Linked DNA regions of Homo sapiens: regions 1 and 2 are each linked to region 3. Evidence: chromatin contacts called from ENCODE Hi-C or POLR2A ChIA-PET data. All regions are on one chromosome and are shown on one strand. Each heading gives the region's core, a stretch centred on a gene start or an enhancer-like site at or near the end of the contact. The rest is flanking DNA. Distances are from core to core; before and after follow the strand shown.

What was found. Hi-C counts contacts between places; a loop is a spot of excess contacts on that map. ChIA-PET counts read pairs that join two places held with the same protein, here RNA polymerase II (POLR2A). Pooled maps may share reads with other maps.
Region 1: a pooled map shows a loop between it and region 3 (7-fold over the local background). The contact joins the promoter of LINC01389 here to the promoter of MKNK1 in region 3. A Hi-C loop is called at or near these places in 1 of 37 single-sample maps with no recorded cell type and 8 of 50 pooled maps. POLR2A ChIA-PET finds 5 or more read pairs at or near these places in 1 of 52 experiments (OCI-LY7).
Region 2: a loop to region 3 is called in a map of CD8-positive, alpha-beta T cell, with 7 times the contacts of the local background. The contact joins the promoter of STIL here to the promoter of MKNK1 in region 3. A Hi-C loop is called at or near these places in 3 of 168 maps with a recorded cell type or tissue (CD8-positive, alpha-beta T cell and naive thymus-derived CD4-positive, alpha-beta T cell), 2 of 37 single-sample maps with no recorded cell type and 12 of 50 pooled maps. POLR2A ChIA-PET finds 5 or more read pairs at or near these places in 4 of 52 experiments (HEK293T, WTC11, activated CD4-positive, alpha-beta T cell and 1 more).

What each region holds. Positions count from the first base shown.
Region 1 is chr1:47,436,034-47,439,551 of GRCh38, reverse strand. LINC01389 (long intergenic non-protein coding RNA 1389) reads left to right here and starts at 2,235. Exons shown (of 5, transcript NR_126355.1): 1 at 2,235-2,262. FOXD2 (forkhead box D2) reads right to left here and starts at 1,508. Exons shown (of 1, transcript NM_004474.4): 1 at 1-1,508. The coding sequence starts at 1,416. RefSeq lists an enhancer at 1-90 and silencers at 1,279-1,458, 1,489-2,388, 2,869-3,028.
Region 2 is chr1:47,312,264-47,315,817 of GRCh38, reverse strand. STIL (STIL centriolar assembly protein) reads left to right here and starts at 1,671. Exons shown (of 17, transcript NM_001048166.1): 1 at 1,671-1,782. RefSeq lists a silencer at 1,565-1,614 and an enhancer at 932-1,661.
Region 3 is chr1:46,602,970-46,606,579 of GRCh38, reverse strand. It overlaps MKNK1 (MAPK interacting serine/threonine kinase 1), which reads left to right and starts at 2,312. Exons shown (of 13, transcript NM_001135553.4): 1 at 2,312-2,395. RefSeq lists a silencer at 2,131-2,350 and enhancers at 2,681-2,730, 2,498-2,998.

The DNA of each region.
Region 1 (3,518 bases), core at 986-3,485, 830 kb before region 3:
GGGATGCGAGAGGCGAATGTGGCCAGCAACGGGAGCCAGGGCCGGAGCAGTCAGCATGGCCAAGACCTGGGCTTGGCCCCCAGGACCCGCGGCTGCCGCGAATGGCGGTCCCGGAGAGCCCTCGCCGGCGCCCGGGGGTGCTGCCCCGCCGCCACCGTGGCCCATGATGTGGTCTATAGAGAAGGAAGGCCTCTGCCCTGCCCCGGCGCCCCCGCCGCCTGCACCACCGCCCGCGTCCGTCTTGAGGCCCTGGCGCAGAAGTGCGGTGGGCAGACCCGCCGCGGTGCCGGCTGCGGGAGGACTCAGGGACGCCGCGTAGAAGGCTTTGGCGCAGCCCAGCTCCGCGCCCAGGAAGGCGGGCAGGCCTGCGGGGCCCGGGCCCGGGCCCGAGCCTGAGGCAGGCGCAGGAGCTGGGGCCGATCCCGCGCCTGCGAACACCGAGGCCGTCGGAGGTCCGGGTGGAGGCGCGGCGGCGCGGCCTGGGGGTACCGACAGCTGGCAAGGAGCGGCGGCGGCTGCCGCGGCGAAAGCGAAGGCGTGCGGGTGCGGGTGCGGATGCGGGGCCGGCCCCGGCGGGGGTGCGCCGTAGGCCGGGAGAGCCAGCCCGTAGCCGTAGCCGTAGGCGCCGTAGGCAGCGAAGCCGGGCAGGAAAGCGCCGGGATCCCCCGCCGCCGCGGCCCCGCCACGCAGCAGCAGCTCCGGGTGAGGGTGCGGGTGTGGGTGCGGCGGCGGCAGGGGCTGCCGCTTGAAGCGCTTGCGACGCCGCAGGAAGCTGCCGTTGTCGAACATGTCGGCCGACTCCGGGTCCAGCGTCCAGTAGTTGCCCTTGCCCGGGTTGCCCGGCTCGCGGGGGATCTTGACGAAGCAGTCGTTGAGAGAGAGGTTGTGGCGGATGCTGTTCTGCCAGGCGGGGAACTTCTCCCGGTAGTAGGGGAAGCGGCCGCTGATGAACTCGCAGATCTCGCTCAACGTCAGCCGCTTCTTGGGGCTCTGCAGGATGGCCATGGTGATGAGCGCGATGTACGAGTAGGGCGGCTTCACCAGCGGGCTCCGCGTCGCCGCGCCCCCCGACGGCGGTCCCGGCCCGGGCCCCGCTGCGCCGCGGGCCGCCGCGGCGCCTGGCCCCGGGCTCCCCGCTGCGGCCGCCGCCCCCCGGGACGCCAGAGCGCGGGGCTCGCCGTCCGAGCAGCCACCAGACTCCTCCTCGTCCTCGGCTAAGTCTGCCTCGGCTTCCTCCGCGGGAGGCTCGTGGCCGTGGGGGAGCACGTCCCGGGGGGCGCGGGGCCCGGAGCGAGCTGGGAGCTCCCCCCCGCCGCTGCCGCCGCCCACCACGTCTATGTCTGCGTCGGCCTCGGACAGCGCGGCCGGGGAGCTCTCGGAGGACATGATCTCGCAGCAGCAGCTGCCCAGGGTCATGGTGCCGCTGCCGCCGCCGCCGCCACTCTCCGGCTCCGCTCCGGCAGCGGCTCGGGCTCGGCCGCGCTGCCTCTGGGGCGAGTGCGTTTTGCGCGCGGGCGGGGAGGGGGCGGGGGACTGAGGCAGGCAGGGAGGGGTGTCCCCCGGCTCCGCAGCGCCCCCTGGCGGCCCAGCTCGGCCGCGCTCACCTTCCAGGGCACGACCCGCCGGCGGCCCCCGCCACTACCCCGGGAATCCGAGCTGGGACCCGCCGCTGGGGCGCAACGGAAGGAGCTGAGGCTTTCCCTTACCTGGGCGGGCCTCAGCCCCTAGTCCCCTCGGGGTGGCAGTGGTTGGTGGTGGGGGATTGTCCCTCCCGCCTAGCGGCTGCCTAAGGCGGAAGAGCTGCGGGCTAGGGCGGAGCTCCCTGGGCGGGGTGGGGCGAGGCGACAGGGGCGGGCGTAGCGCCTCCGCTGAGGGACCCGGCGGGAACAAACCGCCGCCGCGGCGGGAGCTGGGCTCGAGTGGCCGGAGGCGGGCCCTTGTCTTCGCCGCCGCTCCTGCACCCTGTGCTCCCTGAAGCCGCCGCCTTCAGAACGCTCAGCCCCTGGATGTTAAGGCTCACTCGGGCGCCAGCCGCAGCCAGGGAAGTGGCGGCGGTCCCCACCCGTCCTCTCCCCAAGGCGGCGCCCGGGCCACCGGGCCGAAGCGCAGTGGGAGCGCGAGGCTGAGACGCCGGGACCCACGCCGCCCCAGCGCGGCCCGCCGGCGCCCACCCGAGCCCGCACGGCTTCCAGCCCGAGGGGAGACGCATTCGAGTGATCACCAGGAGCGAACTTGGCGCCCGCAGCCTTGGGCCTGGGAGAGGTGAGATTGCGGCGGCGCCCTCTCCTCCCTCCGCTGTCGGGCCCGCCACCCCTCTCCGCGCGGAGAGGCCGGGCAGAGCGCCGGCCGCTGTGGCCGCGTTCCCGGGGCGCGGGCCGGTCTACTGCTCCGAGTTTGCCTGTTCTCCGACCCTCTGGATCTCGGCATCCGTTTGTCTCAGTCTCTGTGACTATCTCACTCTCCGTGAGTCTCTGTGGAAACGGCATTTGTCTGGATGTCTGTTCATGGGTCTGGGAATCCGCTTAATTTCTCCCTCCCCTCTCCCTGGCCCCAGTTGCCCTGAGGACTGGACACCCCCCACCTTCCTGGCTCCCAGGGTTCTGGGCCCCACCGACAGGCGGCAGGACCTCCTCCGCCCCCTGCCCGACACCCCCTCAGTGAACCCTGACCTCCACCAAGTGTTGCCTTCATCTCTCAAAAGTCTTGTGCAACTAAGGTTGGCCCTGTGCCTTGTTTCTCGCTAGCCGGGTTCCTGCCCATCCTATTAGACCTCTTTCTCCCCCGGCCTCCCTCCAGGACCCAGAAACAAGCAGCTTCAACACAGATTGGGCCCATTTCAGCCTCTGGGGCACGGAAGGGGAGATGGGCGCTGGACGTGAGCAGGAACTGAGCGGATGCCTGGGCTGCTGCCCCGACAGCGCCGCACAGTGGCTAAAGCTCGGGCGTGCGAGGCCGGAATCCCAGCTGCCTCCGCTGTAGCAAGGCTGTGTGACCCTCATTAGGTGACTTCCCCGCTTCGGAGCCTCAGTTTCCTGGTCTGCATAGTAGTTAAGAGCAGCGACCTTAAGTCAGGCTCCTGGGGTTCCAATCCTGCCTTCACTACTTACCCTATCTGTCACCTTGGGCAAGGTTCTTTGCGCTTTGTTTCTGCCTTTGTAAAAATGAGGCTAGTAACACCTACCTCAGAACTGATGTATAAGTGTAGCCATATTCTAGGCCATTTAGGAAAGGGTACTGAGAACACTTTGCAGTTTCATCTAACAGCAGCCTCCAATCTACGGGATAGCCTGGTGTTAATCCAACTCTCCCATTCCACAGATGGAGCTACAGAGGCCCAGGATAGGGAGAAAGAACTCACCCAGGCTCCTGCAAAGAAATAGAACAGAGTTGGGTTGCAACCCTTTTCACAGAATCCTCAAAATAGAGTTCTTCATCCCCCCAAGGTAAGGGCAGAAAAAAATGGAAGGCAGGTCTGACTACTCATGTCCTTTGAGAGGAAGTCGCCTGGGCCCCCTCTG
Region 2 (3,554 bases), core at 422-2,921, 710 kb before region 3:
AACCCACTGATAGAGGGCTGACTGTATATAAATACATAAAATATCAATACTATATATAATATCAATGCTAGTTGTAGAGATAGGCATATATGGTTTATAAATTTAAGTCACATTCTTTTCTTCTACTCAACAGGAATTTAAAATTTTTATGTTACTTTGCTGGGGGCGGTGGCTCACTTCTGTAATCCCAGCAGTTTCGGAGGCCGAGGTGGGCAGATCACTTGAGGTCAGGAGTTCCAGATCAGCCCAGTGCCCAACATGGTGAAACCTGGTCTCTACTAAAAATACAAAAACTAGCCGGCCGTGGTGGTGCTTGTCTGTAACCCCAGCTACTCCGGAGGCTGAGGCAGGAGAATTGCTTGAACCTGGAAGGCAGTGTGCAGTGAGTTGCAGTGAGCCGAGATAGCGTCACAGCACTCCAGCCTGGGCGACAGAGCAAGACCCTGTCTCAATCAATCAATCAATCAATCAATTAATAAATACAAATTTTGGCCCAGAGTGGTGGCTCACGCCTGTAATCCCAGCACTTTGGGAGGCCGAGGCGGGTAGATCACCTGAGGTCAAGAGTTCGAGACCAGCCTAGCCAACGTGGTGAAACCCCGTCTCTACTAAAAAATACAAAAATTAGGCCGGGCGCAGTGGCTCACGCCTGTAATCCCAGCACTTTGGGAGGCCGAGGTGGACGGATCACGAGGTCAGGAGATCGAGACCATCCTGGCTAACACGGTGAAACCCCGTCTCTACTAAAAATACAAAAAATTAGCCGGGCGTGGTGGGCGCCTGTAGTTCCAGCTACTCGGGAGGCTGAGGCAGGAGACTGGCATGAACCCAGGAGGCGGAGCTTGCAGTGAGCCGAGATCGCGCCACTGCACTCCAGCCTGGGCGACAGAGCGAGACTCCGTTTCAAAAAAAAAAAAAATTAGCCGGGCGTGGTGGTGGGTGGTGGACGCCTGTAATACCAGCTAATTGGGAAGCTGAGACAGGAGAATCGCTTGAACTCGGGAGGCGAGGTTGCGGTGAGCCGATATCGCGTCATCGCACTCCAGCTTGGGCGACGGAGTGAGATTCCACCTCAAAAAAAAAAAAAATTATGTCACTAAAACAGATGGCTTCCTAGGAAAGAAACTGGAAGAAATCTAGAAGTTGAGGATAAGTGATCACAAAAAGGAAAAATTAAAAATGTACATTTTAGAATAAAAATTAAAAAGTAAGAAACTGGAATAACTCTAACTTTCTTGTCTTTTGTGCTTTCAGGTAAAGAGTTTGGAAACTGTTCTTCGGGTGTCCGCTTCCAGTCGCCGACCAATGATCATCTTATAGAGCACTTCCGGCTTCATCTGCCACTCGCTCCTCCGTCTACCTAGCTGGGCTTTCCATTGCGCTTGCGGAAAGCCTACCCCGCCCCGGAACTTAACCGTTGACGAAATGAAAGGTTTAAATCCTCGGATCCTTGATCCTGGAGCGCCGGTGGCGCCCGCAGTTCTCCAAGAAGACTTGGGATTGGTCGAGCGCGGAACCAGTGCGGGGCGCTGATTGGTCGGCACACCAATACGTAACGGCGACCGTGCGCGGCTCTCTAGCACCACCCCCGCTCCCTGACTGGCGAGGTTTCTGACCAGTCAGCAGGCGTGGCGCGGCCTTCAGTTTCGCGAGCTTGTGTTTGCCGCCTCAGTTCCCGCGACCCCAACGTCCCAGAGGCGGGGCCGGAGTCGGCGGTGGCGCTCCTTGGAGCCGGCTCCCGCTCCTACCCTGCAAACAGACCTCAGCTCCGCGGAAGTTGCGGTAAGTGGAGCTTTGTGCTCCTGGTTTCCCCTTGAGAGGCGGCAGCGGGGCCCTGGGAAGGTTGGTGGGTAACATTCAAAGCCCTGTAGTGGGTTCCGCCCTCCAGGAGCCTGGAGCAGATGACGAGAAGGGGAGCTAGTGGGAGAAATTAAGCAGTCCATGAAATCCTTGGGTATCATCTGAGCTAAGGTATGTGAAAGAGGTTTGCAGTCGATAACGTGCCATTTAAAGTTGTTTTTACGGTGGGAATTTCTTGAGGACTGAAACCTTGAATGCTCGCTCTTGCATTCCTCACAATTTCTGGCTCACACTCTGCTACGTAGTAAGGGATCAGTTAATGTTTGAAGTTCATGGACTACTGGAAGTAAAGTGTAAACAGCAAAGTGCGAGAATGCTATGCGTGTGAGTACAGACAGTATAGTACCATCGCCACGGTGTCTGGGAGAAGGTTTCACAGAGGAAGTGACATTCGAGTTGGATTGTGAGGGATGGCGGGGGTTTACTAGGGCATTCCAAGTTAAGGGAGGCATCCTGTGCAGATATTGAAACCGGGGCACTGCAAGTAGTTCAGTTTGACTGGAATGTAGGATGAGTGGATGGGGGGGTTAAGGTTGGAATAATAGAGTGGGGCTGGATTGTGAAGATCCTTTATTCTGTATGTAAAGAAGAGCCATCGGCTTTTTAAAAAAAATTTATTTTTATGTTTATTTTTGAGACGCAGTTTCACTCTTTGGCCCAGGCTGGAGTGAAGTGGAGTGATCTCGGCTCACTGCAACCTCCGTCCCCCGGGTTCAAGCGATTCTCCTGCCTCAGCCTCCCTAGTAGCTGGGATTACAGGCAAACGCCACCACGCTCGGCTGATTTTTGTATTTTTAGTAGAGACGGGGTTTCACCATGTTGGTCGGGCTGGTCTGGAAATCCTGACTTCAGGTGATCCACCCGCCTCGGCCTCCCAAAATGCTGGGATTACAAGCGTGAGCCACCGCCCCTGACATGAGCCATTGACTTTTAAAGCAGGAGAATAATTTGATCAGATTTATATGGAAACACTCTTCTAGCAGCATTATGGGGACTTTTCCATAAGTCTGGTGAGTTGATGAAGTTAGCAACTAAGGTGGTGGGTATGGAAAGATAATTTATATGGAAGAAGGGGTGAGGATGATTTGAACGTTTCTATTGTACACGATAATGACTTTACCTGAGAATATGTTTTGCTAGGTGTAGATGTTGTGTGGTTTTAGTTTTATTACCTTTAGTGGCTTGTACAACACTGACAGAATGAAAGTACCTTATGTATATTGTTTTAAAATAAGAAATCAACATTATCCATCTTTTCACCCAAATGAATAAAGGAATAAAACACAAATAGCGCATTTTAAGACACTTCTGTTTAATGAAGAAAAAATTGGCACTTTTTATACTTTGTAGAGTTACAGTTATCCATGTGAATACTGTTATCCATGACAACCAAGTACTAAGGAAGGGTTTTAGGATTTAAAGCCTGCATTCTGTGGAAGCTGCATTAAACCTTTTAAGTCCAGATATTTCTAAGAAGGACTGTTTAGTCACCTTTTTTTTTTTTTGAGACGGAGTCTCGCTCTGTTGCCCAGGCTGGAGGGCAGTGACGAAATCTCCACTCGCTGCAAGCTCCGCCTCCCGGGTTCACTACAGGTGCCCGCCACCACACCCCACTAATTTTTTGTATTTTTAGTAGAGACGGGGTTTCATCGTGTTAGCCAGGATGGTCTCGATCTCCTGACCTCGTGATCCAC
Region 3 (3,610 bases), core at 1,063-3,562:
TTCATTATATAGTCTATGAATCATTCACAGTCATCATAACAGCTAATGTTCATTATGTGTCAGGTACACTTCTAAGTGCTTGACATATAATAGCTTGTTGAATCAAGTGTGTCTTTGGCCAGCTGCCTTGCTTCCCTTCCAGCCCCCAATATCCCTGCCTTTAGTCACTCCTCTAGAATCTGGAAGGCCCTCCATTCTGCTGCCTCTTCCTCTGGCTCACCACAGGAGGCCCAATCCCAGCATTCTAAAAGGGTGCTATTTGCACACCTCCTATAACAGATCGCTCACTACCTCCTCTGTCATTGGACAGCTCAGACTGTTACAAGTCCCATGCTTTGGGTTCATGGTCATTTTGAAATATGACCATGGCAGTGAGAGTAGATTTATCTTAGAACTGTGTGACCCAAGACCTGCACCTTACATGAGAATATCTGTAAATACATTAGGAAGCTGACACAAAATTGCTTTGAGAGATTCACAGAGGGATGCTTAAAGAAGAATAGACAGAAAGGAAGAGAAGGGGAAAAGAAAGAGATAGGGCCTCAATGATGCAGATAAAAGAGCACACTCCCATGGGGCAAAACCTAGTAACAAAGGGTCCTGGGAGGTAGAGTGGCAGCTTGGTTGAGAAGTCAGGCTGGGCTTTATTTTCCTGTTGGCTCAAGGTCCATAACAAAGCTGGGCATAGTGGCTCTTCCCTGTAATCCCAGCACTTTGGGAGGCCAAGGTGGGAGGATCATTGAGCTCAGGAGTTCGAGACCAGCCTGGGCAACATGGCAAAACCCTGCCTCTAAAAAAATTCAAAAATTAGCCAGTCATGGTAGTGCATGCCTGTAATCCCAGCTACTCAGGAGGCTGAAGCAGGAGGATCACTTGAGCCCAAGCAGAGGTTGCAGTGAGCAAAGCTGGTGCCACTGCACTCCAGCCTGGGGAACACAGTGAGACCTTGTCTCAGAAAAAAAAAAAGAAAAAAAATTCCAAAACAATATTTGGAGCAGGGACCTAGGTAGTAAGCCATCCTCTCCAGCCTGGGGCAGAGCATCCACCTATTGAGTAAAGGATGCCGCATCACCCTCGGCTCCCATAAACACTGCAGCCTCTGAGGTTTCCTGTTGCCTCTCCTCCCTACCCCACAGCAAGCTGTGGAATATGTGGTGAAATAAGCCACAGTCATGACTAGAGCTCCACCTGCTTTGGGGGAGCCCTCCTTCCTCTGAGCACCCCCAGAGCCCTCAAAGATGTTAACTGAATTTGATTGCCATGTGAGGGACATAGCAACTTTGAGAACCTGGAACATAGGTCCTGAATCTCTTGGGCTATTGCCACAGGCAACAGGGAAGGGAACAGGCCAGCAGGGCCTCTGAAGACTTGAAGCTTGGATCGGCCTCCACGGAAGGTAATGAGTGGGAGAAGTCAGGATACATCGGGGCCCTCAGGTTGGACCGCAGGATTCCAGAAGGGAATGAACACAGAAGCTTGATCTTCCGCCTCTCCGGCCTTCACCCAGATTGGGAAATCTAGCAAAGTCCTGAATGTTCACTAATATTCCCAATCTCCTTCCATCATACAGATGAAAAGACAGCCCCGACAAGACAGGGAACAAATGTTTGTCAGGTGGATGATGGGAAGCAAGTCCCTGGGGCTCTTTAACTAGCTTGGCTTACCAAATCCTCACGATAATCCTGAGACAGGCAGGGAAGGGATGTTCACCTCCATCACTCGGAGTCAGCGCCTGAATTAAATCCCAGTCCACACTCTCATCCTTTCTCATCGCAGCTGCAGACTTGGGAAGGGGATGTGGGGAGACTGGTTGAGGCATTAACCTATTTACAGTTGTTTTTCCCCAAGAAATGAACTTTTAAAAGTTTTAAAAATTTTGAAATACTGGGGATAATGTTGTACTCAAGGAGAAACTCTTATGGTGAAATTCTAGGCACTCAGACTTTTAAAGAAATTGTACAGAATTGGCCCCCGTTTTAGAAAAGACTAGCAGCATTTCCCCACATATAAAAGGCATTTTAAAATTCCTTCCTGGCCTGCAGAAGCTCTCAGTACATGTTAATTACACCTGTCGCGCCCGGCCTCCTACCTTCCCGGGCTTCTCCACCCTCCATTCGGAAAAGAAAGCGCCGGAGGAGCTAAGCCCCACCCGCTTGCCAGCAATCTCCCCTCTCCCCGCCTCTTCCCTGTCACGCCTGCGCAGTTCGCTCAGCTCGAGCCCCCTGCCCTCAGGCGGCCCTGGGTAGCCATCAGGGCGCAGGCGCAGCTCCGCCCCCTCACCCTCCTCTCTGATCGGGCCCACCCCCTGGATCTAGCACCGCCTCTTCCGCGTTCTCGGAGGAGCGATCTGCAGGTAGGGGTGCGCGCGACCGCTCCCCGGCGGGAGCCAGCGAAGGTAAAAGCGAGACCTGCGAGGTATTCCTCCGAGCTAAATGGGGCCGGGGTCTGTGAGTGAGCTCGTGTGCCCGGAAGGGGGCAGTCAGGGCCTTCACGGCTGCCCGAGGTCACGACGCGATTCAGCTGCGGAGGGACAGCCTAAGGGGACGCTTTTCAGGACTGTCCCGAGCTGTCTGCGACCTCTGTGCCTGGGGTCGGGGCGTGGCCGGTGTCCGAGATGGCGCTTACTCTGTGGCCCGTTTGAGACTCAGTCTCTCCCAGGGATCAGGACCGAGGCTATGGCTGGGCGCAGGGCTCAGGCAGTCCAGTATCATGAATAGTTTTTCACGTGAGGAATTTGTGAAATCTGTGTACTGCGTTATTTTTAAGTTAATTGTTTTCATTTATTTTCAGTATTTAAAGGCTCCTGCCTGTGTGGATGGCTGTCCACAGGGAAAGGTAATAAGAGTGTCAGGTGCACCCTGTCTTCTAGAGAGCTCCAAGCTCCCTGACAGTGGCAGATCAGAGGCAGGCAGGCTCACAGGAATGAAGTGTTGTTAGAAGTGCTCAACTTCAGGGTCAGGGAGTCCTGGGTTTAGATCTCATCTCTTCCACCTCTTAGCTGTGTGTCCTGGGGCAAGTCTGCTTCCCCTCCCAGAGCTTCACTTTCTTCCCTAGGAAATGGCCATAATAGGGTCATTGTGAAGGGTGAATAGGATTATATGGAAGTCACCTAGTATGGCGCCTGTCATGTAATGGGTGCTGAATACATGGTAGCTGTGATTTCTAGGAGCTTGGTCATTTTGGATTGGGGTACTTTAGAAAGGCTCTGAGAGAAGAGTTGTTGTGACCTGGGCCTTGAAGCCTCAGTGGGATTTACAGATGGAACTGACCCTGCAGAATGGGAAGGGCACCACTGCCCATGCGCCAGGCACATGCTGGACAGTAGGTGTAATGTCTCACTGGATCACCACCCATCAGCCAGGTGCTTTCAGCCCACTCTCCTTAGCTTCAGCCCTTCATTAGAGGGCTGGGCTGGAAGTGATGTGAAGAGGAAATCCAGGGTTGGGTTTTATATGGAACTGAGCCAGCTAGAGGCTTTGGTGCCCCCTCTGCCCATCTGCTCCCACCTCAACACTTCTCTCTCTGTAATCCAGAGAGTTGGTTAGGAGTCCTGTTACTCTGGTATTTTGCAGATGTTGACAGTTGTGGGGGATGGCAACTCAGATTGCAT